Linked DNA regions of Mus musculus: all the other regions are linked to region 5. The links are chromatin loops, found by intact Hi-C in ENCODE. Cell type or tissue: left cerebral cortex. All regions are shown on one strand. Each heading gives the region's core, and the rest is flanking DNA. Links, peaks and the distances in the headings are about the cores only. Region 1 overlaps Eftud2 (elongation factor Tu GTP binding domain containing 2). Region 2 overlaps Dcakd (dephospho-CoA kinase domain containing). Region 3 overlaps Eftud2 (elongation factor Tu GTP binding domain containing 2). Region 4 overlaps Nmt1 (N-myristoyltransferase 1). Region 5 overlaps Adam11 (a disintegrin and metallopeptidase domain 11).

The links. Hi-C counts contacts between places; a loop is a spot of excess contacts. Peaks named below come from ENCODE experiments on the same cell type or tissue, not always from the same donor. Only the 100,000 strongest peaks of a DNase experiment are listed, where the experiment ranks them.
Region 1: a loop joins it to region 5, with 6 times the contacts of the local background. A loop is called at or near these places in 29 of 42 quality-filtered maps.
Region 2: a loop joins it to region 5, with 2.0 times the contacts of the local background. A loop is called at or near these places in 14 of 42 quality-filtered maps.
Region 3: it touches region 5 in a loop (3-fold over the local background); 32 of 42 quality-filtered maps call a loop at or near these places.
Region 4: it touches region 5 in a loop (2.1-fold over the local background); 2 of 42 quality-filtered maps call a loop at or near these places.

The regions. Positions count from the first base shown.
Region 1 is chr11:102,861,553-102,867,425 of GRCm38, forward strand. It overlaps Eftud2 (elongation factor Tu GTP binding domain containing 2), which reads right to left. Exons shown (of 28, transcript NM_011431.3): 8 at 4,018-4,108; 9 at 3,156-3,238; 10 at 1,059-1,225. Among named protein-coding and RNA genes, the nearest start is that of Eftud2, 16 kb to the right of the region's middle. In left cerebral cortex, for the core only: a CTCF peak has its summit at 2,930 (motif pointing left); a DNase peak (open chromatin) is centred at 2,922; H3K27ac peaks cover 359 bases.
Region 2 is chr11:102,990,098-102,995,906 of GRCm38, forward strand. Dcakd (dephospho-CoA kinase domain containing) reads right to left here. Exons shown (of 5, transcript NM_026551.3): 5 at 3,959-5,075. The coding sequence ends at 4,784. It overlaps Gm34620 (a long non-coding RNA gene), which reads left to right. Exons shown (of 4, transcript XR_389059.4): 1 at 1-577; 2 at 1,448-1,667; 3 at 2,382-2,518; 4 at 5,382-5,809. Among named protein-coding and RNA genes, the nearest start is that of Gm34620, 3.1 kb to the left of the region's middle. In left cerebral cortex, for the core only: CTCF peaks have their summits at 3,043 (motif pointing left) and 5,733; a DNase peak (open chromatin) is centred at 3,034.
Region 3 is chr11:102,848,954-102,854,826 of GRCm38, forward strand. It overlaps Eftud2 (elongation factor Tu GTP binding domain containing 2), which reads right to left. Exons shown (of 28, transcript NM_011431.3): 13 at 5,826-5,873; 14 at 2,804-2,939; 15 at 231-358. Among named protein-coding and RNA genes, the nearest start is that of Higd1b, 16 kb to the left of the region's middle. In left cerebral cortex, for the core only: CTCF peaks have their summits at 3,129 (motif pointing left) and 5,006 (motif pointing right); a DNase peak (open chromatin) is centred at 3,129.
Region 4 is chr11:103,052,467-103,058,339 of GRCm38, forward strand. Nmt1 (N-myristoyltransferase 1) reads left to right here. Exons shown (of 12, transcript NM_008707.4): 5 at 2,732-2,823; 6 at 3,917-4,033; 7 at 4,899-5,069; 8 at 5,739-5,847. Among named protein-coding and RNA genes, the nearest start is that of Gm42090, 7.7 kb to the left of the region's middle. In left cerebral cortex, for the core only: a CTCF peak has its summit at 2,532 (motif pointing left); a DNase peak (open chromatin) is centred at 2,541; H3K27ac peaks cover 807 bases.
Region 5 is chr11:102,770,703-102,776,575 of GRCm38, forward strand. Adam11 (a disintegrin and metallopeptidase domain 11) reads left to right here. Exons shown (of 27, transcript NM_009613.3): 5 at 533-618; 6 at 733-808; 7 at 1,213-1,279; 8 at 1,343-1,410; 9 at 1,753-1,827; 10 at 1,910-1,981; 11 at 2,133-2,299; 12 at 2,692-2,776; 13 at 2,875-2,965; 14 at 3,073-3,124; 15 at 3,564-3,663; 16 at 3,740-3,811; 17 at 3,930-4,022; 18 at 4,329-4,409; 5 more. Among named protein-coding and RNA genes, the nearest start is that of Adam11, 12 kb to the left of the region's middle. In left cerebral cortex, for the core only: CTCF peaks have their summits at 3,323 (motif pointing right) and 4,333; DNase peaks (open chromatin) are centred at 2,312, 3,327 and 4,100; H3K4me3 peaks cover 1,158 bases; H3K27ac peaks cover 937 bases.

The DNA.
Region 1 (5,873 bases), core at 363-5,362, 91 kb after region 5:
CTGAGTACCAGCAGTGCACAGCCAGACTGCTAACTCGGGTCCACACTTGTCAACGTGAGTCTCAATCTTTTACCGTCTTATGAAGCAGATAGATGTGTATGGTGTGCACACGCCAATAGGAGAGTGGTCAGAAAGCAACTCTGTGCAGTCTGTCCCCCCCCCCCCATCTCTACCTGGGCTCTGAGGATTGAACAAGATACAGATAGGCAAGTCCCTTACCTGCTGATCCAGCCTGCCAGCCTTGGTGTTTTCTGATAGTGTCTCATTCTGCAGCCCATGTTAACCTCAAACTCCTGGCAATTCTGCTGCAGCCTTCTGAGTGCCAGGACTATAGGTGTGGACCATTATGACCACCTCAGGCATTCAAATCAAACTACTGTTTGGTGTGTATTCTGTGTATGTGGATGCACGCAGACAGAGAGACCAGGTGACACTTAGTGTCACCCTCTTATTTTCCACTTTAATTTCTGAGGTTTTGTGGGCAAAAGCAGAACATGGTGCACAGGCAAGACACCCAACGCATAAAACAAGCAACAACCCACGAGCTCTGGGGCTGAGAGATGGCTCAGAATGTAGAGCAGTGTTATTTCTCTTGCACGGGACCCAGGTTCAGTCCCAGCACTTACACAGACGCTCTCCACTCTCTGACCCGTTAGAGACTCTAACACCTTACTTACGACTTCTGTAGGTATCAGGCACGTACAAGGTACACATACATACGATCCATTCAGACACATAAAATCAACAAATAAACAACAAACAAAGCTTTAAATATGCAACCCAACCTAACACGGCTGGTCTGAGGTAACGGTGAGACTTGTTTAGATCCTATTAACAACAAAGCCAGAAGTGTGTTAAACAGCACGACTGGTTAAGACACTGAGCTGATAAGACTACGCTTGGAGTCAATCCTGTAGAAACCTGACGTGTACTGTCTGAGTTGTCCGACAAACTCATCAACACACACCAAAAAGTTGCTCAAGGGTAAAATTAAGATTTATAAAAGCCAGACTCTCCTAAAGACAGGAAATCCTCAGGGTCTCTGCAGGGTCTTGTACCTTATTAATCCATTGACCTCATCCACAATGTGTCGCAGCTTGTAATAAGCATCTGTTGGAGGCAGCTTCAGCTCCAAGATCAGCCGGTCGATTTTGTTGATACACACGGTGACTGCTAACCTTTCCTGCACTGCGTGCTTGATCAGCCGCTCTGTGTTCAGCATCACCTGAGAAACACAAGGGTCTAGAGGTGGTATGAAGAGCAGAGGGCACAAAATCTACAGCAGAACCAAAGAGAACACGCTCAGCACACTCAGTACAAGGGGGAGGACCTGGTGAAGTGTCAGCTGGAAGATCATGCCCACGGCAGATGCAGAACTGATAAGAGGGTACCTACTCAGCAGCACAGAGAAGCAAGTAAATACGACGAGGACTGGAGACCCAGGCGTCTCAGCACCAGAGAAGGGACTTAGAAGGCTAGGAAGAACTTATTGGATTTAGAAGTATTAGGATGAATGATGTACAATCTCTTTTTTCTTTTTGCTGTGATCCTAAGGATTAAACCCAGAGCCTTGTCTGAGCTACATCCCCAGGCCTTTTTAGTCTATTCTGACACAGGGCATTACGAACTTGTGTAAATCTGCTGTCTTCCTTCCTGCCTTGGCCTACAGAGCCATTATGACGACAGGTATCCGCCCATGCCTGGATGAATAAGCCATTTATTGCTTGTTGTCACTTTTTCTCTCTCTCTCTTTCTTTTCTTTTCTTTTCTTTTCTTTTCTTTTCTTTCTTTCTTTCTTTCTTTCTTTCTTTCTTTCTTTCTTTCTTTCTTTCTTTCTTTCTTTCTTCACTTATTTACTTAGACAAGGCCTTGGTTTGCAGCCTCAGGTTGCCTCGGATTTCTAGTAATCTTCTTACTTCCAAAGTGCTGTGATTACAGGCACACAAAGCTACATTCACTTTGAATGTCTGATGCTTTTAACACCCCTGTGCAGAAAAGTGACAGGTGTGTGGGTGTGCATTAGATAGTTGTGCTCAGTGAATGGGCCTAGAAGTGAAGGATCACAGCAGCAATGAGCACCCCCAGATCTTTGTTTCTAAATAGTGGTCTCCCCTATATAGGAAGCCAGAACTCATTGAAGAAATGGCTGGTGTTAGGACCAGAGCAGGGAAAGTGGAAAAAAACAAGCAAGTACTAAAACCCGAGCTATGTCAAAGGGTGAAAGAGTCAGCCACAGGAACCTGAGAGCCCAGATGGGTCAGCCAGAGTCTCAGGTATGAGGATATGCTGGGTGGAGAGGTGCACATCTTCAATCCCAGCACTCAGAAGGCAGACCTGGGCTAGACAGTAAGTTCTAGGCCAACCTGAGCCACACAGCGAGATTTCTTTTTAATTTTTTTTTCTTTTTTCTTTATGGTTTCTCGAGACAGGGTTTCTCTGTGTAGCCCTGGCTGTCCTGGAACTCGCTTTATAGATTAGGCTGGTCTCAAATTAAGAGACTCACCTGCCTCTGCCTCCCAAGTGCTGGGGTTAAACCTTTGCCAGTCTCTTTTTAGCTTTAAATTTACATTTATCTTTATGCGTGCGTACGTTCCTGTAATGGTGTGGTATGGATGTCAGAGGACTTTTGGAAGCTGCTTCTCTGCTTCTACCATACGTAAGCTCAGAGACTGATCTCAGGTAGCCAGGCTTGGCAGCAAGTGCCGTAAGAACTAACCTACTTGACAGCCCCACAGTGAGATCTCATCTCAGTAAAAACAAAAAACAAAGAAAGAAAACAGTCTGTAAATACTTTCCTACAACTCACAGGAACAGACTCAAGAGAACATGTTTCTAGTATAGAGATAAATCATACACAGACAAGAATGAGTTCCTTGTACAAGGTTTGACTAAGTCGGAACAGTATTTAATAAGGCGCCTCTGGCTCCCTCTGCTGGTGTCTCATGCGGAATGGTATGAATGAAGTTATTAGCATATCCAATCTTTCAGTTTAGAAACATAGACTTTCAAGTACAATCTTTAACTCTGAATGTCGCTTACTTCCCTAAACTTGGAGAAACCCTGAGCCTACAAACTTGCATGTGTCCTGGCTCTCAGAAGAATTAGTAGGGGCATGTTAACAGGGGACTAGTTTCTAAGAGCCCAGACAAACTTACCCCCTCAGCAGCATCAATGAAAAGGACCACTCCATCTGAGATGCGCAAGCCAGCTGTGACCTCATCAGAAAAATTCACATGACCTGAAAAGCAAATATCCAGCTATCGTTTGGTGGAAGGAGGCAGTTAGCTTCTAGGGTGACCCAAGGAACCAGTCCTATGAACTCCAAATATCCTTCTTCCTGCCCACAGCACCTCACAGTGTATAAACTTCTCCCATTTGAGTCCCATCCTGGGATTAAAGTTTTATACAAGTCTCCACATAGAGACGGTAAAGCAGTCGGCACACCAATTTAGTCTGACAGGTACCCAACAGTGCAGGAGCTATGATGATCTGGAGACAGGGGAATGGCAAAGGAAGGCCTAGGAAGCATGGCGAGCCGCTCCAGGCAAGGCACAGCTAGAGGACGGGGTGGCCGGGGCACCAGAGTGCCAGGCATGGGAACCTGATGGGGCACTGAAGGCAAGTCTGCCAGATCCCAGATTGCCCAGACATTAAATCAAACACTTATGCATCAAGTCAGCCCTTTCCACGAAAGAAACAGCTGGTGGCAGGGCCACGGCACCCTGACACACTTTGTCCACTTCTTTGGGGTTAGGTCTGACTCACCTTTATTTCATCATGGCTAGGCCTGGGGCCTAACATAAACTGAAATCAGTGTGCACACAAAGTTCCTAAAATTTAAAATTCCACAGGGTTTGTAAAGATGGATGTGACATCAAAGGCCAGGAGACTACTATTGTGTCAAAGAAAAGGAAACCCTTGAACAAGAATACAAACACCAAGAACACTCCGTACTGCGGAAACGGAACACAAACAGAGCGTGGACAAGGCTGTGACAGTAAAGGTCAAGGGGCCCACCTGGCGTGTCCATGATGTTGAAGAGGTAAGACTTCCCTTTGGTGTCCGGCAGCACCACCGTCACCGGAGTGCTCTTGATGCCGACGCCTCTCTGAAATCCACAGACAGATACTCAGGACTTATCCCCGACCAAAGGAATCCCTCAGCTCCTGGGGTTTATCAGCTGCTAACTGATCATACAAATGGTTCTCCTTGTAGTGGGTGTAATTCTTTCTTTTTATCTAGACCTCTGACATGATTTTTTAGATATCACACACACACACACACACACACACACACACATTTTTTGTTTGGTTTGTTTTTTGTTTTTAAGACAGGGTTTCTCTGGCTGTCCTGGAACTGGCTTTTAGACCAGGCTGCTCTCAAACTTACAGAGATCTCTCTGCCTCTGAGTGCTGGGATTAGAGGCCTGTGCACACATACTTTTTTTTACAGTGCTAGAGAATAAACTCAGAATATGTACATACTAAGCAAGTATTCTACCACAGAATTACATTTCCGGTCCCAAAACTAATTTTGGGGGGCGGGGCAAGGAATATTAGGAATTGAATATCTCACATACTAGGTGATCAATACCCTTAGCTCTGAAGTTTTATTTTGAGACAAAGTCTCACTAAGTTGTTCAGGCTGACCTCATCCTTGTTCTGTAACCCTGGTAGTTAGGCTTCGAATAACTTCCTTTCTGGCTGGCCTCTAACTCAGAGACCCATCCACCTGTCCTGCCTCCCAGTCCTGGGACTAAAGGTATGAGCTACTACACAAAGCTGGATTTGAATTTCTGATGGGGCCTTTGGAGTAGCTGGGATTACAGGTCTGTTCTACCTTGTACATCAGCAAGCAAGGTAATGTGCCTTAATCAGTATTGAAGGGCAATTAGTTAAAAAAAAAGAAAAATGAGAAGAGCAAGCAATGATGTAAGCTCAGAGGCCACAGACCCCAGGTTCTCACCTCCTTCATTGGAAACAAAGCAGGTGAGTGTCATAAAAATAAAAAGAAACAATCTGGGTTTAGGGCTTTTTGTTTGTTTCTTTGTTTGTTTGTTTTATGCATATGAGTACACTGTAGCTGTCTTCAGACACACCAGAAGAGGGCATCAGATTCCATTACAGATGGTTGTGAGCCACCATGTGGTTGCTGAGAATTGAACTCAGCACCTCTAGAAGAGCAGTCAGTGCTCTCAACCTCTGAGCCATCTCTCCAGCCCTTGGTTTTGTTTTTAAAGGAAAGAAATATTTAGAAGTTCTCATAGGAAATAAGTATTTTAAAAGGGGGGAAAGCTGGGCACTCGTACTGTGGTATACCATTAATGCCAACACTTAGGAGGCAGAGGCAGGAGGATCTCTGTGAGTTCAAGGTCAGCATGGTTTACATAGCAAATTCCAAGACAGGACTATAGAGAGAGACCCTATCTCACCCACAACCACCTTAAAGGAAGAAAGAAAGAGAGAGAGAGAGAGAGAGAGAGAGAGAGAGAGAGAGAGAGAGAAAGAGAGAAAGAAAGAGGGAGGGAGGGAGGGAGGGAGGGAGGGAGGGAGGGAGGGAGGGAAGGGAAAAACCTCTGAAACCCACAATGAGGCCTCTAACAGCAGCACTGATGAGGCTGCGGCAAATGATGTGGAGTCTGAGGTCAGCATGGAACCACTGAAAGAAGCAAAACCCAAACAAAACCCTGCCTCACTCCAACAGTAACTGTTACAACACTAACAATGCAACTAGGATGGCTTATCCTGTGAACAGTGGTGCTCTGCCTCACTCCAACAGTAACTGTTACAACACTAACAGCGCTACTGGGATGGCTTATCCTGTGGAACACTGCCCTCAATTCCTTTAGTTAACTTTGTGCACGTATGAGAGCC
Region 2 (5,809 bases), core at 810-5,809, 220 kb after region 5:
GAGGTGCCAATTTGCAGCAACTAAATATTTGGTTTCTGCTTCTGCCTGCTCCTCGCTCTGCTCAAACAAACTTCAATTAAAAGCGATAAGCAAGCGTGGGGAGGCAGCGCGCCCGGGTCCCCACGGCCGGATCGATGGCACCGAGCCTGCGGGCTGCCGAGCGCCTAGCGGCGGGCGGTAGGCACCTCCTTATGAGGGCAGGATCGGCGCCCTCTTTCGGATCGCCGAGCACTGGGCGCACGGCCCGGGAGAGGCTGCGCCAGAGGGGGCACCTCAGAGAGCCCAGAAGCACCAAACCATGGTCACAAACAGAACCAGCCCAGACACCTCCGCCCCGATGTCTGAGCTTGCACACTACAACTGAGGCCTTGGAAGAAGGGCTCCCTGGGCGCTGACCCTGCTCTCCGGATGCATCTCAGCAGAGTAACTTTGAAGATGACCTCAATTGTGTTCTCTCTGCATCTTCTTCCAGAATCCCAGGTTCCTATTCCCTGCCCACGGCTGCCCATCTGTCTACCACTGAGTGGGCCAAAGAGCTGCAGGTGAAGCCTTTAATCCCAGCACTCGGGATGCAGAGGTAGGCAGCTCCCTCTGAGTTTGAGGCCAGCCTAGTGTACAGAGTGAGTTCCAGGACAGCCAGGGCCACACCAGTGAAATCCACGCCAGGCCCGCACCGAAGGAGAGCAGAAGAGAGGTTTTGGAATTGGAAGGCGAAGCATCTGGGGGTGGGGGTGGGGGTGGGGGTGGGGGTGGGGGTGGGGGTGGGGTAGCTATAACTTGGAGAAAGGGATGGATCACTTGTCACAGTACTTCTGGGGTTCCAGATAAACAGCCACAATGGCCGTTCACTGAGGACTGGGGCCCATAGACTAGTTTCTGCCCCTCAAGTACTGCTCAGTACTTTGTGGGGAATGCCCCATGACAGAAAAGGGGAGCTCTTCATCGGGGACTGGGAGATGGAGGCAGAGGCTCTGTGGTATGGGCTACTGAAGGGTGGCTGAAGACATTTCTGGGGGGAACTAGGGGAGGGAGGGATGGAGGGAGGGAGGGAGGGAGGGAGGGAATGGGGTTGGCAGAGGGGCATCCAAGTGAGCTCAGATCTTGGCAGACAGAGTGGAGGCCACTTGGTGTCCTTTCCCAGGAGCCTGAGGTGGGACCCCTGGCAGGAGGGTTGGGGAGGTGAGGAGGACCCCCGCCTCCCACACTTCCATGGTCCACCTTTTAGACTGAAAGGCTGGCTACATTTTTTTTTTAATCCATTAGCCAAGTCAGGGTATTCTAATATTCGAAGCCTCCCCTATTCTCCTATGCTGGGGCTGTCTGTGGAATTGCAGGTTTGTAGGCCCTCAGAGTTTTGTAGGGTCCCGAGTGCCACCCCGTCCTATTCTCCAGTTCTCTCTGGAGCAGATGGGTCTTATCTGTGGCTCTCCATCTTCCTCATCTCCAGGCAAAAGCCCTGAAGCACAATACTTCGCCTCAGGAATCATCCCCGTGGGCCTTTAGCCTCTGTGTTTCTCTATGGCTTGGGGCACCAATCTCCCCGCAAAAAAAGCTGGATCCAGACAGAGCTCTGCGTGAGGCTGAGGAAGGACCTGCGGCTGAGGACCCGCAGCTGGTGTCCTCAAGAGACTTCCCACCCACCCCCTTCCTGTGCTTCCTGCTCAGGGGTATGTGTGTGTGAGAGAGTGGGGATCGGCTGCAGGCTCCCTGCCTTCAGCCGGAAGCCCCTTCCCTGCCCGCACGTCCATCGGAAGCCTGCTCTCGCTCCGTCCCCCAGCCCCCCTTCCCGGAGGGCTGAGCTGTGGTGGAGCTAAATGATTCCCTGTAATTGGCCGGCAATCCAGCCGCCCGACTTGTTCTATCGACATGCTGGTTAGCTGGAAATTGTATTGGAATCTGAGTGATGGGGAAGGGAGGGGGTGGAGAGCAAGGAGAGGCGGCTCTGGGTCCCAGCTGGGTGCAGCTTCAGACAACAGCCGCATCCTCCCTTCCCTGAGGGGAGCAGGACACCACATCTCATTACCTTCACTCGGCCTCTCTGGCCATCTTCAAGGGCCTCTCCTGGCCATCCATGCAACCCCCCCTCGCCTGCAGTCATTTCTGCCGCCCAGTCCTGGAGATCGAGTGCCTTTGTGAAACAAGGGCCCCTGGGGAAAGACACTATCCTCCTGTCCAGTTACTCCCAAGCTTTCTCTTGCCCTGCCCCTTGTCCCATAGGATAGAGAAGTCATCTGAAGAGTTGTCAGTTAGGGCAGATAAAGGTGTCAGTACATCATCGTTGGGAATCCAGAATGGTGCTCACAGCACTGGGTTGCACCTGCCTCCACCCACCTCTGAAACCCGTGTAAATTCTGCCCCTACATCACCCACACCGTTTGCAGAACTGGGAAGATTTGAAGATGATACAGGCTGTGCTTTGGTCAAGTGCAAACCCATGATTAACCTTGGGCAAGTTGGACCAGGAGAGGGAAGCAGCTTTAGGGGCTGCCTGCATCCTTCAACGCTTGCCAAGAAGCAGGTGAGTGTGTGCACACAGCATCCTCCTGCTCCTCTTAGGGTGGTTGAAGCCCAAGCTAGGAACTGTGGCCCAGGGACAGGAGGAAGAGACAGACAGAGGCAAGATCTGGCTGGGCAACTCAATGGTGTCTAACCTCGTAATCTTGCTTTAGCTTCTCTAAGGCTGGGATTCCCAGCACGCACTTCTGCTCCGAGACTCCCATCTGAGACTTTTTGTTTTGTTTTGTTTTGTTTTGTTTTGTTTTTTTGTTTTTTCAAGACAGGGCTTCTCTGTATAACCTTGGCTGTCCTGGAACTCACTTTGTAGACCAGGCTGGCCTCGAACTCAGAAATCCACCTGCCCCTGCCTCCCAAATGCTGGGATTAAAGGCGTGGGCCCGGCGAGACTTTTTAATTGTTGCTCAGGATCAGAGAGGCTCTGAGGCAGTCTACTGTCCTGGGGGTGGGGGTGGGGGGTAAAGTTAAGGGCTCCGGCTTGGGCCCAGATCCAGGCTTGAGTGAGTGCTGCCACCTGCTGGCCACAGGGGAGGACACCTGCTCTGGAGAGGCACAGGTCCAGTGAGCCAGCCATTCCCCAAAGCCACCTTAGCCAGTGGTCAGGAGGGCAGCTGAGGTGTGGCCAGGGCCAGCACACAGCTACACTAGCTTCTGCACACCTTCCAGACCAGTCTGCTCTCACGCTCTGCATCATCTTAGATGCAGTTTAGAGAGGGGCTGAGGAAGTTCCTGCTTGAATTCCAAGGTTTTGCAAAGGTTTTTACTGTCCTCAACTTATCATGCAGAAACCAAAGGTAAGGAGACAGAGCTGGACCCCAGACCTGGGTCTCTGGCTCCTCCTGAGAGGGGACTCAAAGTCTGCAGTTCCGAGTCTGCACTCTCCTAACCAAATCCCTTGGTGGTCTGCTGTACACGCAGTGTCCCGCACTCCACAGGATTCCAGGATGGGTCTCTCAGTTACAGGGCACCGCTGGGGTTCACAACTCTGCTCTGCCAGGTTTCTGCTCGACCCCACCCACCCGAGGGAGCAGGCCACTGTGACACTCTGTGAGTGACAGCTCTTCACTGACCGTCCCAGCCCTTTTTTGTTGCTTGGAAATGTGCGGGGAGCTAATGAGCTGCTCTCCGAGGCTTAGGCAGCTCTGTGAAAGGGGCATTAAGAATGGCCACTGCTGCCTTCACATTAGTCACACTCATTTTTGGCCTTAATAGGCTGCTGCGAACAAGATCTACACATCAGCAGGTCTGTAGACGCCGGCCGGGAAGGCTGATGTCTGCACCGGTCTAATTGGGTTGGGGAAGAAAAAAAGCAGACCTGTGGCGAGTGTATGTGATCTCCCCACGGCTCCACCGACTTCCCAGAGGTGCACAGGTCTGACTAGAGTCCTATGCTTAGGCCCCCTCAGTGTGAACAAAGGCCAAGTGGAATTCAGTGGACATTTTAGAGCAATTCCATTTATTGAGCACCTGTGGGGCAGGCTGTGGTACACTAGAGTGGAGATGAATCGGCCCTGCCATCTAGAGGCGTACAGTCTGGGAGAACCCAACCAGGTTACGCGTTATTCTCTCGTGGATTTGGATGAGACAGGAAGGTGATCTCTATAGCACCTAACTCAGTCTGGGGCTGCTGGAGCCTGACCTGGGGCAGCCAGGGGTAAGATACTGCAGGGCAGGGAGCATGTGGGGAAGGCACAGAGGTAGGAGAGCTTGGGGCCTGGGGAATGCCGAGAGCACGGGGTGGTGGCTAGCTGTGAGGAAAGCTCCATCAGAAGCTGGACTGCTCCAAAGGGCTCTGCTCGACCCAGCCACGGCACGCCCAGGAGGAGAACCACACTGCACACAGGAGAGCTCTATTTGAAGGAGGCCTTCAGTCTGGAAGGATTTGCTGTGGTCCACTAGACAGCTTGTGGCCATGATGCGGCAGATGCTCTGGAAAGGTTCAAGCCCAAGACACTTTTGGCTACACAGTCGTAACCATAGGGAGAGCCGCAGAGCCTGCTAACCGCTGGTTTCCTGCCACCATGGATGTTGTTCTGCAGTGGTAGTTAGGAATGGTAGGGCTCGGGTGGGGTGGGGTGTCGGTGTGTGTGTGTGGGGCGCGGGGGGTAGTGGGCTTCTTTTGCTGAGTCCCAGACTGGTTACACTCCAAAGCCGCCCCACCGCAGGGGCCAGTCTCAGAGTCAAGAGAGTTGTAGTGTTGTGGACATGGTACCTAACTCAGGCCTCCAAGGAGAAGGAAGCCTAAGGCTTGCTGCCTGGGTGTACCCAGCTAGGGGGAAGGGAGGAGGTAACGGGTGAGCAGGTAGAGGAGACTGGCGATGCCTGCGAGGCCCGTCAGGAACCCAAGCCGCAGCGGCAGATACTCCATGGAGCGTTCCAGCTTGGCGTGCAGGAGGATGGCCTGGCGTCTGGTGAGGCTCCACTCGCCCGAGTTGTCCAGAACGTGATTGGCCATGCGGGCCTTGTCCTTCAGGGGCAGCTGGGCGTTGATCCTCGCCTCTGCATCCTCCCGGTTCAGGTTGTTCCGCTTCATCAGCCGCGCCAGCTGTGTATCACGGTCACTGAGGGCAGAGCAAACGTGACCATGGATCCCAGCCTCCCTCTCCAGGGCAAGATTCAGCAGTGGGCAGCTAGGTCTGGCCCAATTTGGAACAGAGGCCAAGGCAGCACCTTCCCTTAGGAGACTCCCTCTCTTGTAGCCACACAGAACGGTGACAAGTCCTATACAGCAGGGCCCCTCGTCCTATCAACCAGTAGACCTCTGACAAGAGCAGGAGAGAGGGCTGTAGCCCTTGTTCTCCACGATCTAGGCCTTTCTGCCTGCCAATCAGCCTGAGTTTTCCTTGGGACAATTTTTACCATTCCAGGCCTTTATTTGCAACCAGAGAAAACAGAAGAGAGCCAGACATGAGAGGAGCCTTCTCTATGAAAGCCAACCTCACTACAGAGGACGCAAGCTTTAAATGCCACACGTCTATGGCTGGGGAGCCTGAAGGAGAATGGAGACGGCTGTCAGCTGCTTGGAAGTACACCCACCCTCCCAAAAGTGTGGTGCAGAACAGAGAGGCCCGGGCTTCGGGCTGTGACGGTGACACTTGATTCTGTTATGGCTGTGTTTTCCTTTACTCCTCCCCTGTCTTCTCAGAAGCATCACAGATCACACAGGTCCAGTCTCTGTAGGAAGAACTCCAGGCGGCCTCACAAGGTATAGCTCCTCCTGGTGACTAGCAAGCAGTCTAACATTCCTCTTCCGTCCCTACATACAGTTTTTTAAGAGCTTTGTTTTCTGAGCGTT
Region 3 (5,873 bases), core at 511-5,510, 78 kb after region 5:
CTCTGCTCTCTTCCAGGCACCATGCCCTACCCCGTCCTTAACCTGTCTCATTTTCATCACAGCCACCCCCTCATTAGCATCCTTAGGTCACAGACTCGGACAGCCACGACCAAGCTTGGACTGCAGGACTGACTCTGCTTACAAGGAGGGACAAGCAAGGACAGCAAAAGAGCAATATGCTTGCACATCGCTGTGGATGCAGAAGCAGCACTGGGGGCATGCTCCCTTACATCTGGGTCACAGTCGCTCATGGCCTCGCCAAGGTCAGAGTCCACGCCGCCAGTGTAGGTATGCTCGATCTTGGGTTTGGCGCCCACCTTTGGAGATGGAATGTGCTGCACACACATGTCCACAAAGCCTATGGAGGAAGAACAGGAAGCCATTACTATACCACTGGTACACGTTCTTCGTAGGTAAGTGGGTAGAAGGAACATATGGACTCATCCCAGAAGCTAACACTTCTAAGGAAATCTATTTCCTATGAGGAGAAAACACACACTTCTAGAGTTAGACTGATGTCAGGATTTGTTTTGGGTTTGTTGTTGTTTTTTTCCGAGACAGGGTTTCTCTGTGTAGCCCTGGCTGTCCTGGAACTCACTTTGTAGACCAAGCTGGCCTCGAACTCAGAAATCTGCCTGCCCCTGCCTCCCAAGTGCTGGGATCAAAGGTGGCCACCAGTGCCTGGCATCAAGAAAGTTTAAGAAGCAGGTCTTAGTGGGACACAATTCCTTAAAATCTAGCTCACAAAAAAATTAAAGACTCTGTGATGGTTTGTATATGCTTGGCCCAGGGAGTGGCACTGTTGGGAGATGTGGTCTTGTGGGTGTGGGCTTTAAGATTCTCATCCTAGCTGCCTGAAGCTTTCTGCTAGCAGCCTTCAGATGAAGATGTAAACTCTCAGCTCTGCCTACACCATGCCTGCCTGAATGCTGCCATGTTCCTGCCGTGATGATAATGGACTGAACCTCTGAACCTGTAAGGCAGCCCCAATTAAATGTTGTCCTTATAAGAGTTGCCTTGGTCAAGGTGTCTGTTCACAGCAGACTAAGACTCTACAACATTCTATCGCTAAAGAGAACCATGCTTTTATTGAACACAAGTATTTGCTGAGTTCTGCACTTTGCCAGATAACTTCCCCATGTGTCCTCCTTAGACTTACTTAGGACAGTCCTCAACTGACCAGCCTGCCCTGAGAAACACTGCATGTTTCTAGTCAGAAAGCTACTCTGCTTCCCTAGCCCATTAACATGCCTTGAAAGAGAGATTGCTCATTAGGACACTGGGATTGGTAAAACCTTTTTCTTCTTCAGTCTGGAGATCAAACAAATGAGCCACAGTCCTAGTACCAAGCACATCTGCTTTGACTAGGGTCCAGTGTCTTCAGACTGATGGCCAGTCCAGAGTTAATATGAGCTTTAAAGGTTCAGACATCAGATTTCCACCAGACTTAGAATCCATGATTGCTAAAAGGAACCTTTCCTTGTCCCTCCACTACTCACTTTTTGAGATAGGTTCTTACTATATAACCCTGGCTATCCTGGAACTCTATTTTTAGATCAGATCAGGCTGGCCTTGAACTCACAGAGATCCACCTGCCTTTGTACCTAAGTGCTGGAATTGAAGGCGTGTGCCACCACTGCCAGCTTCACAGCTATAGACAGTACCTTGCTCTATAATTCAGGAAAATGCTACATAGTCCATGCTGGTCTTGAACTCATGACAAACCTACATCAGTTATCAAGTGATGAGATCAAAGGCATGAGCTACCATTTCTGAACACTTGTCCTTATTTACAGACGAGAATCAGTCACAGAAGAACTAGGAGGCTGGCTTGGTTACCCCCTGAAAACTGCAGGCCAGAATAAAAACTCAGATCTTGCCAGGTGAGTGGTGCATACCTTTGATCTCAGTACTCATGAGGCACAGGTGGCCAGATCTGTGAGGTCTAGGACAGCCTGGTTGATATAGTGAGTTCCAGGCCAGTCATGACTGGATAGTGAGACCATGTCTTCAAATCAACAAAAATGAGTTCAGGTCTTATTGGCTTCTACATAACTGAGACAAGAATGGGGCTCAGCAGGATGGGAAGGGGGTTGACCAAATATGACATTTCCCCACAGGCTCCCCAGGAGGGGTACAGTTTGAGGAGGCTGCAGAACCTTTAGGAGGTGGGCCTTGCAGGAGGAAGTAGGTGGCCGGGAAACAGGTTTTGTGTCACAGTCTGGCTCTATATGTAGCTTAGGCTGTTTCCTGGTTTGTGAAGATGTCAGGAGCCAGTTGTCCACTGTCACCATCGTGAATCCCACCATGTCTTTCTCTCCACAATGAACTATACCCTCTCAAAGCACAAGCTGAAATAAACTGTTGCTATCAGGTGTTGTCACAGTGATGAAGAAAACCAAACATCTCCTGAGTCCTCACCTGCATCTTCCCAACTAGCGCATATCCCTAGACACCTTCCTCCTGACCCCAGTAAATGGACCAAGGCCTGCCACCATCTGCTTCACCTGCATGGGAAATTGAATTCCTTTTTCCCAACACAAGGAGCAACTAAAGAAAACAGTTGGGAAAACCCTGTTGTTGGTTTAAATACTATCATGACTCTGCTGCCCCTGCAGGGAAGAGAGCTTCCAAGCCACCGTGGGAGGACACACACAGGATCGTGTTTGTTTTTCACGGTGAGGCATCATGTGCCCAGAGTGTCCTAAGATCCTCACCTACCTGCCAAGCTGCAGCACTGCAGCCGTGAGCCACTCTGCCAGCCAAGGACAGTAACGTCACGGGCCTTGAACGACTTTATTACCTGTGAACTCGCCAAAGAACTTTTTGCAGACCAGCCTGAGCAGGGGGCGGATGTTCAGCTTTAGCTCTTCCTTGGTGAGGTGGATGCCAAGTTCGTCCAGGGTCCTTGGCAGGCTGGTGTCCACATCACCCACCACCTGTGCACATAGAAGGTCAACTATGTAGTGACAACCCTAGAGAAGTATTCCACATGAGCGAAGGGGGCCGAGACAAATCTTACAAGGAGCCTCCAGCGGGGAGGGCTCTGGGCAACAACAGTCTGATTTGGAGGAGTGAGTCTATGCTACCTAGCCTTGACCTGGTCAGGTCTCCACACACTGTCAGTGCTGCCCCCTGGCGTCTGAGCCATCCTACCTAAACACTGCCCAGATTTGGAGGCTCATTTATTACACTGGAAGGAACCAAAAAAGGCCACCTGTCAGTACAGAGCTAGGCTAAATCATCCTCTGCAGACTTAAGGTCTCTCTACAGTGGCAGATTCTATAAATTTCTTTTATTAATCCATTCCAGTCTGACACGAGATCCTAAGTGTTTTCTATCACTGATAAATTCTAGTCATTATTTTGTTCTGCTGCTATGTTCTCTTCTTTTGTGGGATGCAACGGCCACACACGGTGTGTGCATGTGACCATCCATCCGTACGTGTGTATCCACTGTACACAGCACTGACTGGACAGCCTGCATATTCTAGTCCTGTCTTGGAAGAAAGATCTGCATGAACGCTCCTGCAGGGTACTTTCACCTCCACAGCTCGGCGCTTTAGCACGAATTCATTAAACACAGTGCTATACTCTACTTGAAGCATCGCAAAAGCCTAACCACAGCCTTCCTAATTCCCCCTCTCCCTCCCTCCCTCCCTCCCACCTTCTTTCTTGTGTGGCACTGCAGACTGACCCTAGGGATAATCACACGTGAGGCAAATGTTTCATGGAGATACACCATGATTCACTCAGCCAGGGTTTCAATGAGATGAACATTTAACTTATTTCCAGCCCTGTTTTAACTTTTTGTTTTGAGACAGGGCTGAACAACTAAGTTGCCCAGGCTATCTTTGAACTAACTGTAGCACAGGCTGGCCTCTGCCTTCTGAGCCTCTCGCTCCAGCATCTTGACACCAGAGTCTACAGGCTCCATGACCAGGCAACTACATCCTTACTACCCTGTCAACCTCAAAAACATCACATGTGCTCTGAGATGGTCACAATGAAGCTGTTACAACCATTCTGACAGACAGACACAGCACAAGCAACTGTTGTTTGAGCCGGGGTCTTCTCACTGTTGTGTAAGTTGGTCATCTTCCTTCAGTTGCAGCCTCCCTAGTAGTTCAGGGCTGACTACAGGTGTGCACCACAGAACCCAGCATTAGGCATTCTTTTAGTGACTGCAAAATACTTCATTTTATGAGATACATCGTGATTAACTTAGACAGGTTTTCAATGATATAAACACTTAACATATTTCTAGACTTTTCTTTCTAGCAGTTATAGATAACAGTATGATAAACATCTTCCTTAGCTGGGTATAATGACACACACCTTTATTTTTAGCACTCAGGAAGCAGAGACAGGTGGATTCCTGTGAGTTAGTTAGTTTCTTTCTTTCTTTCTCTTCTTTCTTTCCTTTGTTAAAGATTTATTTCTATTTTATATATCTGAGTATACTGTTGCTGTGGCTGTCATCAGACACACCAGAAGACGGCATGGGATCCCTTTACAGATGATTGTGAGCCACCATGTGGTTGCTGGGATTTGAACTCAGGACCTCTGGAAAAGCAGTCAGTGCTCTTAACCACTGAGCCATTTCTCCAGCCCCTCCCGTGAGTGGCGCTTAACTGAACTCAGGTCCTCTGTAAGAGCAGTAATATTCTTAACTGCTGAACCAACCCCCCCAGATCCTTTGTTTTTTGAGGCAAGGTCTCAAGTAGTCAAGGCTAGCCTCTAACTCACTAGGTAGTTAAGGATATGCATTGAAGTCTGATCTTCATGTCTCTAATTCCTAAATCCTGAAAGTACTGAGATTACAGGCTTATGTTCCCAGGCCCTGTGTATGATAGACAAGTACTCTACCACACTGAGCTATATGTCCAGCCTCCAAAACTTTTTAAAATTTTAATTTAATTTTATGTGTATGTACAAATGCATTGAGTGTGGTGGGTGTGTATACCATATGCATGCAGATGCCCAAGGAGACCAGAAGAGGGCACCATATACCCAGGAACTGGAATTACAGGTGCTTGTGAGCTGCCCAACAGGTGCTCACAGAATTCTGAGCCTCACTGTCCCAGGCAGATTACAAATGTGTGGCTGTAGCCACACATAATTGTGAGGTACTGCAAAGTGACCTCAGGTTCCTTACAAGAGCAACAAGTGAACTTAACCACTAAGTTGTCTCTTCAGCCCTCCAAAAGGTTTTGCAATTTTTGAGACTCTACAAGTCCTGGCTGTCCTAGAACTTCCTACGTAAATTGGGCTGGCCTTGAATTTAGATCTGCTTGCCTCTGCCTTCCCAGGACTGGGATTAAGGGTGTGTGACTCCTGGGTCAAAAGGCTTTTTTTTTTTTTTTTTTCCATTTTTTATTAGGTATTTAGCTCATTTACATTTCCAATGCTATACCAAAAGTCCCCCATACCCACCCACCCCCACTCCCCTACCCACCCATAAAAGGCTTTTAATAAATAATTGATGATGGGGGTGGGGAGATGTCTTAGAGCACGCTGTGAAGGCATGAGGCCCTGCGCTGGAACCAATACCCACATAACAAGCTGGGTGTGCTTGTAGACATAGCCTATCCCAGCACTGAGAGATGGAGATGGGCTAGAGAAGTTCACTGGCCAAGCAATCTAGGCAAGTGGTGAGCTCTAGACTTAGTGTATGATCCTGCCTCAAAAAAAGTGGGTCGAATGTTAAAGAGGAAGACACAGACATCAACCTCCGGCCTACACACATGCACATGCCCCACACAAACACTATAAACACACGCAAGTGATGACTGAGCAGGCGTGAGGCAGGCGGCCCACACTCACCTGGGCCAGGATCTTATAGAGTGGCTCCAAGATGAACTCCACGAAGCT
Region 4 (5,873 bases), core at 537-5,536, 280 kb after region 5:
TCTGAAGTTCCTATTGTGGAACCTTATTTTTTTTTCTTATTTTGTTTATTTATTTTGCTTGTCATTGGTTTTCTTTTATTTTGTTTTGTATTGGGGGCAAGTTGTCTCTCTCTTACGTAACTGGCTATCCTGGAACTCACTATGTAGACTAGGCTGGCCTCGAACACAGAGACCACCTGCCTCTCCCTCCTAAATGCTGGATTAGAGGCATTTGACACACTGCCTGGCTTCTTGTCCGTACCTTGCTTGACTTGTGACCTGGGCTGCTGAGGGTCCTGCCCTCCACGCCTTTCCTCAGTGGCGACCCAGCACCTTGTGCATTTTTAATAATGGTTCATGTCTTGAGAAAGCACTCTAAACAGTGAGCTTCAACCCCAGTAGCTGCCTCTTTATTGTTGTTATATTTACTAGTGATTTAAGGTGAGCTTGCATGTGGGTATGTGACTGTCCTATTCAGGACTTTTGTTACTGTAATAAAACACCGTGAACAAAAGCAACCTGGGGAGGAAAGGGTTTATTTCAGCTTACACGCCATGAGTAACAGGAAGTCAAGACAGAAACAGTCTACTCTTTTTTATTTATTTATCTTTATATATAATCTGTAAGTACACTGTAGCTGTCTTCAGACACCCCAGAAGAGGGCATCAGATCTCATTATGGATGGTTGTGAGCCATCATGTGGTTGCTGGGATTTGAACTCAGGACCTTCAGAAGAGTAGTCAGTGCTCTTAACCTCTGAGCCATCTCTCCAGCCCCTGAAACAGTCTACTCTTACGGAGGCATTTTCCCAAATAATATTTCCTCTCCCTAGATATGCTTGGTTGTGTTAATTTGGCAAGACTAACCAGCACAGGACATGTGGGGCCCAACGCTACATTTGGAGCTAATTATAGATGGTTGTGAACATGTGATCTGGGTGTCGGGAAGTGACCGGGGTCCTCTGGAAGTGCAGCAGATGTCTTAACCACAGAGCCGTCTCCCCAGTGTCTAATTCACATTCTTCATGTGTGTTTAGCAGGAACCGGGTGTGCCCAAGTGTGGGTGCGAATGCATCCATGTACTTAGTTCTGGTTTGGTTTGGTTTGGTTTGGTTTGGTTCTGAGAAAGGGTCTCACTGTGTGGCCCTAGCAGGCCTGCAACTTGCTCTGTAGAGCAAGGTGGCCTTGGGATCACAGAGAGCTTCTAAGTGCTGGAGTGACAGTCCCACGCCGCCATGCCCAGCACGTGTTCAGGGTTTGTTTCTTAGGCGGATGTGCTGGTATAGCAGGTGTGTGTCGCCAGCACCTGATTGCTGGGCTCGGGATTGAACCCAGAGCTCTGTGTGTACTGGACTATTCAACAAGGACTCTACCAACTGAGCCACGTACTCCCCCCGCGTACTCCCCCGGCCACTTTCTTATTTCCCCTTGAGTCAGAGTCTTATTATGTAACCCTGGCTGGCCTTGAACTTGAGTCAAACCTCCTGCCTCACTTTGCTGAGCACCGAGATTGCAGGATGACCACACTGGTTATCCTCCTGTTTTAACATCAGGGATTTAGAATTTTTTTCTCTGTAAGGAAACACACACACACACACACACACACACACACACACACACACACACCCTCCCAATTTATTAAGTGCCTTTTTCCTTCAACTAGATTGTAGAGATCCTCTCAAGGACCGTCAGCAGTTCTGCCATACCTGTCTTAGGAACAGAGGGGTTGGTTTGGTTTGGTTTGGTTTGATTTGGTTTTTGTTTTTTTCGAGACAGGGTTTCTCTGTGTAGCCCTGGCTGTCCTGGAACTCACTTTGTAGACCAGGCTGGCCTCGAACTCAGAAATCCACCTGCCTCTGCCTCCCAAGTGCTGTGATTAAAGATGTGCGCCACCACGCCCAGATGCTTCTTCTTCCTTTTTTTTTTTTTAAAGATTTACTTATTATTATACATAAGTACACTGTAGCTGTCTTCAGATATGCCAGAAGAGGGCATCAGATCTCATTATGGGTGGTTGTGAGCCACCATGTGGTTGCTGGGATTTGAACTCAGGACCTTTGGAGGAGCAGTCAGTGCTCTTACCTGCTGAGCCATCTTGCCAACCCCCTTCCAGCCCCCTTCTTTAGCTTTTTACTGGTGAGGTGGGGGTGGGAGGATGGGAGATGAGAAGCAGGTGTGGGCCATAGCATATATCCCTGTGGAGATAGAGGGCAGTGTTGTGACGTCAGTTCTCTTCTGCCTTATGTGAGCTCCAGGAATTGAACTCAGGTCATTAAACCAGTTTTCTTCTACTTGGGCCAACTGATGGGGATGGCTTATGAAGGCAGAAAAAGTTTGTTGGGCTAAATGAAAAAATCCAATCATGTTTTTGGTTTTTTAAATATGGCAGTGGTGTCCTGGAAGTAAGTGATTCCTTAATCAGCCCCCAAACTCACTTCTCCAAAGCATGTTCACAGAAAATGGGAGGCTTCCTCTGGGGACCAGGGTAATCTTAAGTAGTTGGTTAGCAGGTTCTATAGATGCAGCTGTGTACTGAAGTGTGCGACCCTGCCCTCTAGTGGTTCCATTTCTTATTGCAACCAAGGGTTCTTGTTCTAAAAGAAGCCAACGTTCCATGCCTGGGTTGAAAGGGATTGTGAGACCTGGGGTGGATTTGGTAGTTTGCTTTGTCCTTCTGTGAAGCCTGGCGCTGCGTGGAGTTGAAGTTGCCCCGTTTGGCAGAGCATCTCAGTGAGCTCCCTCTCTCTCCGCAGCTGAAAGAGCTGTACACCCTCCTGAACGAGAACTACGTGGAAGATGATGACAATATGTTCCGATTCGACTATTCCCCAGAGTTTCTCTTGTGGTAAGTCATAAGGGGTGTCTTTTATATCTTTATTTAACTTGGAAACAATAGGAATTTGTTTCTCATGATTCTGGAGGCTAGGAAATCGAAGGAGCCAGAGGTTTAGTGTGATAATAGCCTGGTCTCCAGTCTCCAAAACCTCTCCTAGTTAGAAGACAAAGCAGGTAGCAGATCCCAAGAGCCAGCCGCTGAGTGTGAAATCTCTGTGTCCCTCAGTTTGTACATCTGGAGACTTGCTTTAAGTGGTGTTTAGAACTGAAACCTTCCTTAAAATAAATTGCTAGAGGGAGACATGCAGAGTTGTTTCCCAGCAAAGACCATATACTCCATGGTGACTTTCTCAAGGGGAGAAGAGCAGAAGAGCCCTTAAGATTGGAAAGAAAGTTCCTTACAATCCAGTTATTGAGCATGCTCAATTATAGAAAAAGTCTATCCTGGATAAACCATCTGCTATCCTGGGCTACACTCAACCTCTCAGCAGATAGAGGCACGAGGCTGAAGTGGAGCAGGATCACCCTGGGAGGTAGGGAAAGCAGAAAGGAGCGATGCTGAGAGGCGGGACAGAGCCCAGGGTCTCAGAGCACCGTGTAGTTCCTTACCAAAGGACGACTGGCTCTTTGCGTAGAAGACCTCCAGTCCAAGCTTTGAGATGAACATAAAGGCTGGGCGTGGTGGCACACACCTTTAAAATCGGCACTCGGGAGGCAGAGACAGAGACAGGCAAATCTCTGTGTGTTCGAGGCCAGCTGAGGCTACACCATAAGAACCTGTTTCAAAAAACAGAAACACAGAACCTAGCATACGGCTGTACTTAAAAGGCTGAACCAGAATGGTCACAAGGTTCAGGCCAGCCTAGGGGACCTACAGAACCTTGTGTGGTGCTGTAGTGTGGTACCAAGGAACTTGCCTGGAATGTATGTGCGAGACTGGGCACCATCTGCAGCACAAGAAGGTGCTGTGAGAAACGGTTGTGTCTTGATGTGTTGGTGTCCAGGAAGTCTTGGTCCTAAAGAGAATACAGTTGCTAACCCCAGGTGTTAGTACCTGCCTGCTATGAGCAGTGCCACAGCTCCTGTCCCTGTCTCTGTTCCAGGGCTCTCCGGCCACCAGGTTGGCTCCCACAGTGGCACTGTGGGGTCCGAGTGGTCTCAAGTCGGAAACTGGTTGGGTTCATCAGTGCCATCCCAGCAAACATCCACATCTATGACACGTAAGCACCAGCCCTGTGGCCATCATCTTGCCGGTTTTGGAAGAGGAAGGCTACGCAGTCACTGTTGGAGGAGGATGGAGGGGCTGGTGGAGTGGAGGCATCTGTGTATTGGGAGTGACACTAGTCATAGAACCACATGTTCTGACATACATGGTGGCGCACACCTTTAACCCCAGCACATGGTGGCAGAGGCAGGTGGAGCCCTGTGTTCAAGGCCAGCCAAGGCTACATAGTGAGGCTATCTCTAAGTTGTAGCTGGTAGCCTTGTCTGTGACCTGTAGTGAGGCCATCCACGCCTGCATTCCTGCCCCAGTCACACGCTGACACACTGAGCAGCGTCAGAAATGGGCAGGAGCCAGTGTGACTCAGGCTCAGATGGTTTCACAGTCATCTGCGGCCATCTTCTGGGTGTACAGGCTGTAAATTCATGTGAGAACCAAAACCTTGGAGTATCTGCCGGCACTGGGACACACCTGTAATCTAAGCTTGGGTCAAGGCTGGCCCGAGTTACTTAGCAGGTTCAAGATCAGCCTTGTCTCCTATCTAGATGAGCCTTGATTTACTCTGGGGTTTCTCCATTGCTTGCCTCAGGTGGGCCTCCCAGCCCACTCTCAGGATTCCACAGGGCAGTGCTAGGGGTGCCCTCAGAGAAAGGCATTTGAAGGCGCCCCCGTCTGTTTTGAAGTAGATGGTGTGAGGCAAGCTTGCCAAGGAGAAAGTGGTAGTGGGTGGGGTCCCCAGTAGTGACTACTCAATGGAGACTACAGCCGAGTGCATCCCTTCGAGTGAGGTTTGCCTGCTTGGCAAGATTCCTCTTACGTTGAATGGGGAAAGTTGTGAAAGTCAGCAATTTGCCTCTCTTCAGAGAGAAGAAGATGGTGGAGATCAACTTCCTGTGTGTCCACAAGAAGCTGCGCTCTAAGAGGGTGGCTCCAGTTTTGATCCGAGAGATCACCCGGCGGGTCCACCTGGAGGGCATTTTCCAAGCTGTTTACACTGCCGGAGTGGTGTTGCCAAAGCCTGTGGGCACCTGCAGGTAAGAGTTGCTTCCTGCAGGTCCTGGGAATGCAGGGGAGGAGGAATGTCCCCGAGACACAGCATTGCCCTTTTCTGGGCCAAGTTTTTTTGGGGATGGGGTACTGGAAAGAGGCAGATGGAGAAGATTTCGGAATGTAGGGAGAGTATGGTTCAGGGAGTGGGAAGAAAGATTAGACATTGTCGAATTGGGATTGCCAGCAGTTAGAGTGGGGGGAGGGGTTATGAATATTTTGTGGATCAAGGGGAGCTTGTCTGATGATCCCTGTGTAATCTAAGGATGACCTCCATCTTAGAAAGTTGTTTGAAACAATTGAATCCTCTCTGCCTAGAGAGCTGCATAAATAATAACTGCAGGAGAGTACAGAGCAGGCGGGAGGGGGAGCGAGCGCCTGCCTGCCAGTCTCCTGGGCATTGTCAGCCTTCCCCTGGCCTGATTGCCGGAGAGAGGATTGTGCTCCCCAGACACCTGATCTAACAAGGAATGGCTTCTGAAATGGAAGAGCAGGGAGGGAAGATTCCCTGGCCCCCTGGAGGAAGCTGAGGCTGCTCTTCTAGAGAGGGGCTGCCTCATGACACCTGCTATCACCTTGAGGTCCCCTGCCCTTGTCCTCTTAATGAGTGGGACTACCCAGAGTCCTCTGAGGCCAGGACATTTATGTTCCTACAGGTACTGGCATCGATCCCTAAACCCTCGGAAGCTGATTGAAGTGAAGTTCTCCCATCTGAGCAGAAATATGACCATGCAGCGCACCATGAAGCTCTACCGACTGCCAGAGGCCAGTGGTGCCCCGGGGTGGTGGGC
Region 5 (5,873 bases), core at 570-5,569:
ATAAATAGCTTGCCCCCCCCCCCACAAGCCTGTTCTGTAACTGGAGCACAAGTAATTCTGCAGGAAGCGGGGTTGGGAGAGGCGGGTGCTGCTGGTGTCCTCTGACCTGTGAGCAGGTCCGGAGAACCCACGCACAGTTGTCCAGCTGCAGACCACACGTGCCTGTGAGCTTGTGTGTGAGGGGCGGGGGGTGCATCTACAGCAGGTTCTGGTTAAATGACACACTGTAGGTGGCATGCTCAGGACAGGGCCTGGGGTATGGCAGGTCCTATGTAAGAGCCAGCTGTTGGTCTCAAAGGAGTCTGGGATCTGTTACCAGCCTAACAAATAGCCAGGAGCTGCTGCTGTGGCCTAGTGTCCTCATTTTACGGGGCAGATGAAGCTGGCCCAGAAAGTGTTAAGAGCTTGCTCACGGGTGACAGAACCAGCTTAAAGCCCTAGTGTTCCTGAGACCTCAGTCCCTCCCCTGTACTGTCCTGCTGCCTCCATGCTGGACCAAGGTGTCCTGTTCACAGCTTTTCCCACTCCACAGGGGGCTGGAGACCACTGCTACTACCATGGGAAACTCCGGGGCAACCCACAGTCCTTTGCTGCACTCTCTACATGCCAGGGGCTGCAGTGAGTGGGGGAGGGCATTCGGCAGCGGGGGGGGGGAGTGAGTGGGGGGCACTCAGCAGCGGTGGGGGCCTGTGCCTGGCCCAGCATGGTGGCGAACCGTGCCTCTCTCTACAGTGGGGTCTTCTCTGATGGCAACCTGACTTACATCGTAGAGCCTAAGGAGATAGCTGGGCCCTGGGGACCCCCACAGGTAAACAAGGCTAGCAGAGCCTTCCTGCCCTCCTTCTGATGGCCATGCTGTGACTGCCCCCGACAGCTGTGGCACCTCCTCCCCCGCCCCTCCAGTAACCTCAGCCCCACTGCCCTGGATGACTCCAGCTCTGGTTCCTACCTTCTGTGCCCCCATCTCCAATGTCCCCTCTGTCCCCCAAGTGACCTCTCACTGGGCTCCAGTGTCCTTTGCCCCTGTCTCTCAGGGCGCCCCCAGGTCTTGACCCTGGAATCTGAGCATCTGGGAGATCAGATCCGACATGGGAGCTCTGGCCAGTTCTGGGTCATCCCCGGGGTGGGGTGGGGGAAGGGCAGGAGCTGCCCCCAATCTGGGCTCAGAGCAGATCTGGTTGGCTCCCCAAGAACTAAATCCCCTCATTTCAGGGACCCCTTCCCCACCTCATTTACCGGACCCCTCTCCTCCCAGCCCCCCTTGGATGCAGGGAGCCAGGTAAGAGAGGGGAAGGGGGTGGGGCTGGACGGCCGGGCCCCTCTTACCTACTGTTCCCCACAGGCTGCCTGTTTGCTGTCCCTGCCCAGTCTGCTCTCCCCAACTGGCCCAAGCTAAGAAGGAAAAGGCAGGTACGGGGCCCGCACAGCCTCGGGCTGCAAGACCTTAGAGATGGTCCAAGGCAGGTCATCCCCTCCTATGGCTGGGCAAAGGAGAGCTCACAGCGATGAGGTCAGGGGCCAGGGAACTATCTCCAGAAAGAGTCCCCTCAACTCCTCCCTAGAACTGGTGTCTACACAGGTCCCCATTTTGGGGTCCTCTGCTCTCATTTCCAGGCTGGGAGGGATGGTATTTCCTGGCCAGTTGGGGGCTGGCACCATCCCTGACTGGGGACGAGAATGCCCCCTCCCCACAAGTCTGCCCATGGTTTGCTCATGGAGGGGACTGATTCCAAGTGCCTACCCGCCCTCCAGGTCCGCAGGGGCCACCCCACAGTGCACAGCGAGACCAAGTATGTGGAGTTGATTGTAATCAATGACCACCAGCTGGTAAGTTCCCGGGCTAAGGGGGGACCCTGGGATGAGGGGCCCGGGGGAGCCTTGCCTTCTTACCCCACCTTTCTCTCGGCAGTTTGAGCAGATGCGGCAGTCAGTGGTCCTCACCAGCAACTTTGCAAAATCTGTTGTGAACCTGGCAGATGTGGTAAGCACCGTCCCTACTCCCCTCTCCCTCTCCCCCACATGCAGGCATCCAGGAGTCATTGTCAGTCACTGACCCCCCCCTCCCCCCACTTCTTGGAAATATAGATTGCAGCCTCCCTCCAGCCCCTCCCCCATCTTCTCTCTGGGCCCAGATATACAAGGAACAGCTCAACACAAGAATTGTTCTGGTTGCCATGGAAACGTGGGCAGATGGGGACAAGATCCAGGTGCAGGATGACCTACTGGAGACCCTGGCCCGGCTTATGGTCTACCGGCGGGAGGGTCTGCCTGAGCCCAGTGATGCCACCCACCTCTTCTCGTGAGTCCCCACACTGTACCCTGCCAGCTTTTGCTGGCTGCTAGTTCTTACCGCCTGTGCCAGGCGATCTTTTCGGGGACCCTGCAGGTGGAGCTCACCTGCCACCTGCCACCTGCTTCCAGCCACATGCACCAGCTGGGTATCCTCTGCACCTTGGGCTGTGCAGGGAATGTGCTCTTTGCCTTTCTCTGCCAGGCTGCCCGTCACCCCTTCTTTGGTGATGAAGTACCCTAGTGATGGACAAACCCAATTAAAGGCCCTGAAACCTCCATTTGGCTTACGGGTGAATGAACCCAAATAGGGGAAGGGCTGGCCTGAGGCCACCAGGCTGATAGAAAGGTCTGGAACCCACTGCTCCTTTGACATCATCCTGACCACTCTCTCCCTTCTAGGGGTAGAACCTTCCAGAGCACCAGCAGCGGGGCGGCCTACGTGGGAGGCATCTGTTCACTGTCCCGGGGTGGAGGTGTGAACGAGGTGAGCACCCAGAGGCCCAGCCAGGACAGAGGCTTGCTAAGACCCAGTGACTGTTGGGAGCATGCAGACATCCTGTGCTCTGTCTTGCCCATCCCTAGTATGGCAACATGGGTGCCATGGCGGTGACCCTGGCCCAGACGCTAGGGCAGAACTTGGGCATGATGTGGAATAAGCACCGGAGCTCAGCAGGTACCAACAACCCTCCCAGACCCACACAGAGCCTCAAGAAATGAAGAAGGGGCCAGTGGGGGTGCTTCTCCACTCTATATCTCATGTGTTCTTAAATCTCCTCTTAGGGGACTGCAAGTGTCCAGACATTTGGCTGGGCTGCATCATGGAGGACACTGGGTGAGTTTTGGAGACAGACTTTGGGAAGGGTTTGGGGTAAGAAGAGGCCTTCGAGGAGCACTAACAGTCAAGATGGGTGGCTTCAAGAGGACCTAGCTCACAGGACTACTCAGGATAACCAAGAATATAGGTTATCTGTAAATAGCTCAGGGATGCTTGGGTACCAAAAACTGCCAGACTGCAGGGCGCACTCTGGCCACTGGGAGGCGCTCGAGCCTCGTGCGAGGCGCCGTCCCTCCCAGGCGTTCCGACACTGGGCTCTTTGTCCCGAGGTTCAGGAGAAAGAACGCAAGCGACGTCCTCCACCCATTCCTAGACAGGAGTATGGGATTGATTGTCGTGCAACCTCAGGGCAGTCCTTCGGTCTCCTTGTAGTAGTAACCAAGTCTCTCGAGGAAGGGCTGTCCCCAGCAACACAGTTCCCCTCTCGCCCGTCTAGGTTCTATTTGCCCCGCAAGTTCTCGCGCTGCAGCATCGACGAATACAACCAGTTTCTGCAGGAGGGAGGCGGGAGCTGCCTGTTCAACAAGCCCCTCAAGGTACTAGCGCGGAGAACGGGGAAGCGGGGGGTGGGCAGGGTGCCAGCCAGGCTCCCGACATCCCCTCTCCCTCCAGCTTCTGGACCCTCCCGAGTGCGGAAACGGCTTCGTGGAGGCGGGAGAGGAGTGCGACTGCGGGTCGGTGCAGGTGAGCGCTCCTGGTGGGCTCCCGTCTGGGCCCGGGACGCGCGCATGGGCTCCGGGAAGGGAGAATACAGAGTGGGAAGGGGCTAGCCCGCCTCTCCACTTCTCCCCGCGACCCTCAGGAGTGCAGCCGAGCAGGGGGCAACTGCTGCAAAAAATGCACCTTGACGCACGACGCCATGTGCAGCGATGGGCTCTGTTGTCGCCGCTGCAAGGTGAGGACCTAGCGAGCGGGAGGCGGGGGGCGGGGGAAGAAGCAAAGAAACGATTGGATGCCCTCGATAAGAGGCGGGAATGGGGAAGAGCTGAGTCTGTTTGGGCGGGCCTTGTCCCGAAGAGAGCGCCAATGGGGAATGAGTTAGGAGCTGAGGACCGGAGGGGAGAGTCACCCTTACTGCTGAGGGTGGAGAGGGACAGGAAATGAGAATCAGGCCTTGGGACCCACGTTCCAGCACATTAACCCTGGAAGGGCAGTGGGGAAATATTTATCCTTCCCAGAAACACATGCATGCTTTTCCTAGTATGAGCCACGAGGTGTCTCCTGCCGAGAAGCGGTGAATGAGTGTGACATTGCAGAGACCTGCACCGGCGACTCAAGCCAGGTCTGCCAAACCATCTGTTCTGTGGGAGCTCAAAGCAAGACAGCCCCCTCCCTTATAAGTTTGGCGCTGAAGAGTTGACTACTCTGTGTGTCCTCTCTGCTTAGCGGGTGGGGTAGCCGCAGCTGACCAGCCTCAGCTTTTTCTTCTCTGAGAAAGGGGTCTTTCGAGCCACCTACCTCTGTTCGGTCAATCATTAAATAAGCATTTGTAGTGACACTGGTATTCCTACCGCCTGCCCAGTGTCTAGTGTATTCTAAGGATCTGGTGGATCGTAACATGGGTTAACTAGGGCTTCTGGGGTAATGGATGCAAGAAACTGGGGAAGCTTGGAAAAGCTAGGAGACTTACCAGTCAAATCCACAGAGCCAAACAGGCCCCCATCTTTCGTGTGGAAGAGCCATGTGACATGTGGCCCCTTTGGGGTAGCTTTTGGTTCCTTGCATTCTCCCCCCACCCCCCCCCACACACACCCCGAACCTCAGCTCAGCTCTGGGCTACCCTGCTCAGCCAGCCTCTCTCTCTCTCTCTCTCTCTCCAGTGTCCCCCTAACCTTCACAAGCTGGACGGTTACTACTGTGATCATGAGCAGGTATGAGGGATAGGGGTGGGGTCCTTCCGTCCGAATTCAGTGCAGTCTTGTCTCCCTCAGTGTCTTGATGCTTCCTCTCCCACGGCTCATAGGGTCGTTGCTATGGAGGCCGCTGTAAAACCCGGGACCGGCAGTGCCAAGCCCTATGGGGCCATGGTGAGTCCAGAGACTCGGGAAAACCCAAAGCTCAGAGTTAGGCTGGGACGCTGGTTGAAGGAACAAGCCCTGCAACCAACGTGGCTTCTGAAGACCTTAGGCATCAAGCCTAAGGATTAGGCCCAAGTTTTAGAGGTGCAGGTCTGAGGTCCTAGATGGGATCCAGGGATCTGTGGGGTGATGCTTCCTCTCTCTCTTTCTCTCTCTAGCGGCTGCGGATCGTTTCTGCTATGAGAAGCTGAACGTGGAGGGGACAGAGCGTGGAAACTGTGGACGCAAGGGATCTGGTTGGGTCCAGTGCAGTAAGCAGTAAGTAGCATCCCCGCCCCAGGGTCAGGGAATCTCCAGAGGTAAAGGCAGGGCTCTAGGAAGAGCCTGTGAGGCCAGAGGGGAAGGAGCAGGCTCGGTACTTGGGTCTACAGAGAAATTTGGCTTCATCGACCCCATGTGTCCCTACAGGGATGTGCTCTGTGGCTTCCTTCTGTGCGTCAACATCTCTGGAGCTCCGCGGCTAGGGGATCTGGGGGGCGACATCAGCAGTGTCACCTTCTACCACCAGGGCAAGGAGTTGGACTGCAGGTGTTGTCTGGAACCGTGGATGGGGAGGTTGAAGGGACAACTGTGATGGGGACTAGAGGACAGGGGTTGAGGCTGTGTATACCATCTCTCCAGGGGAGGCCACGTGCAGCTAGCTGATGGCTCGGACCTGAGCTATGTGG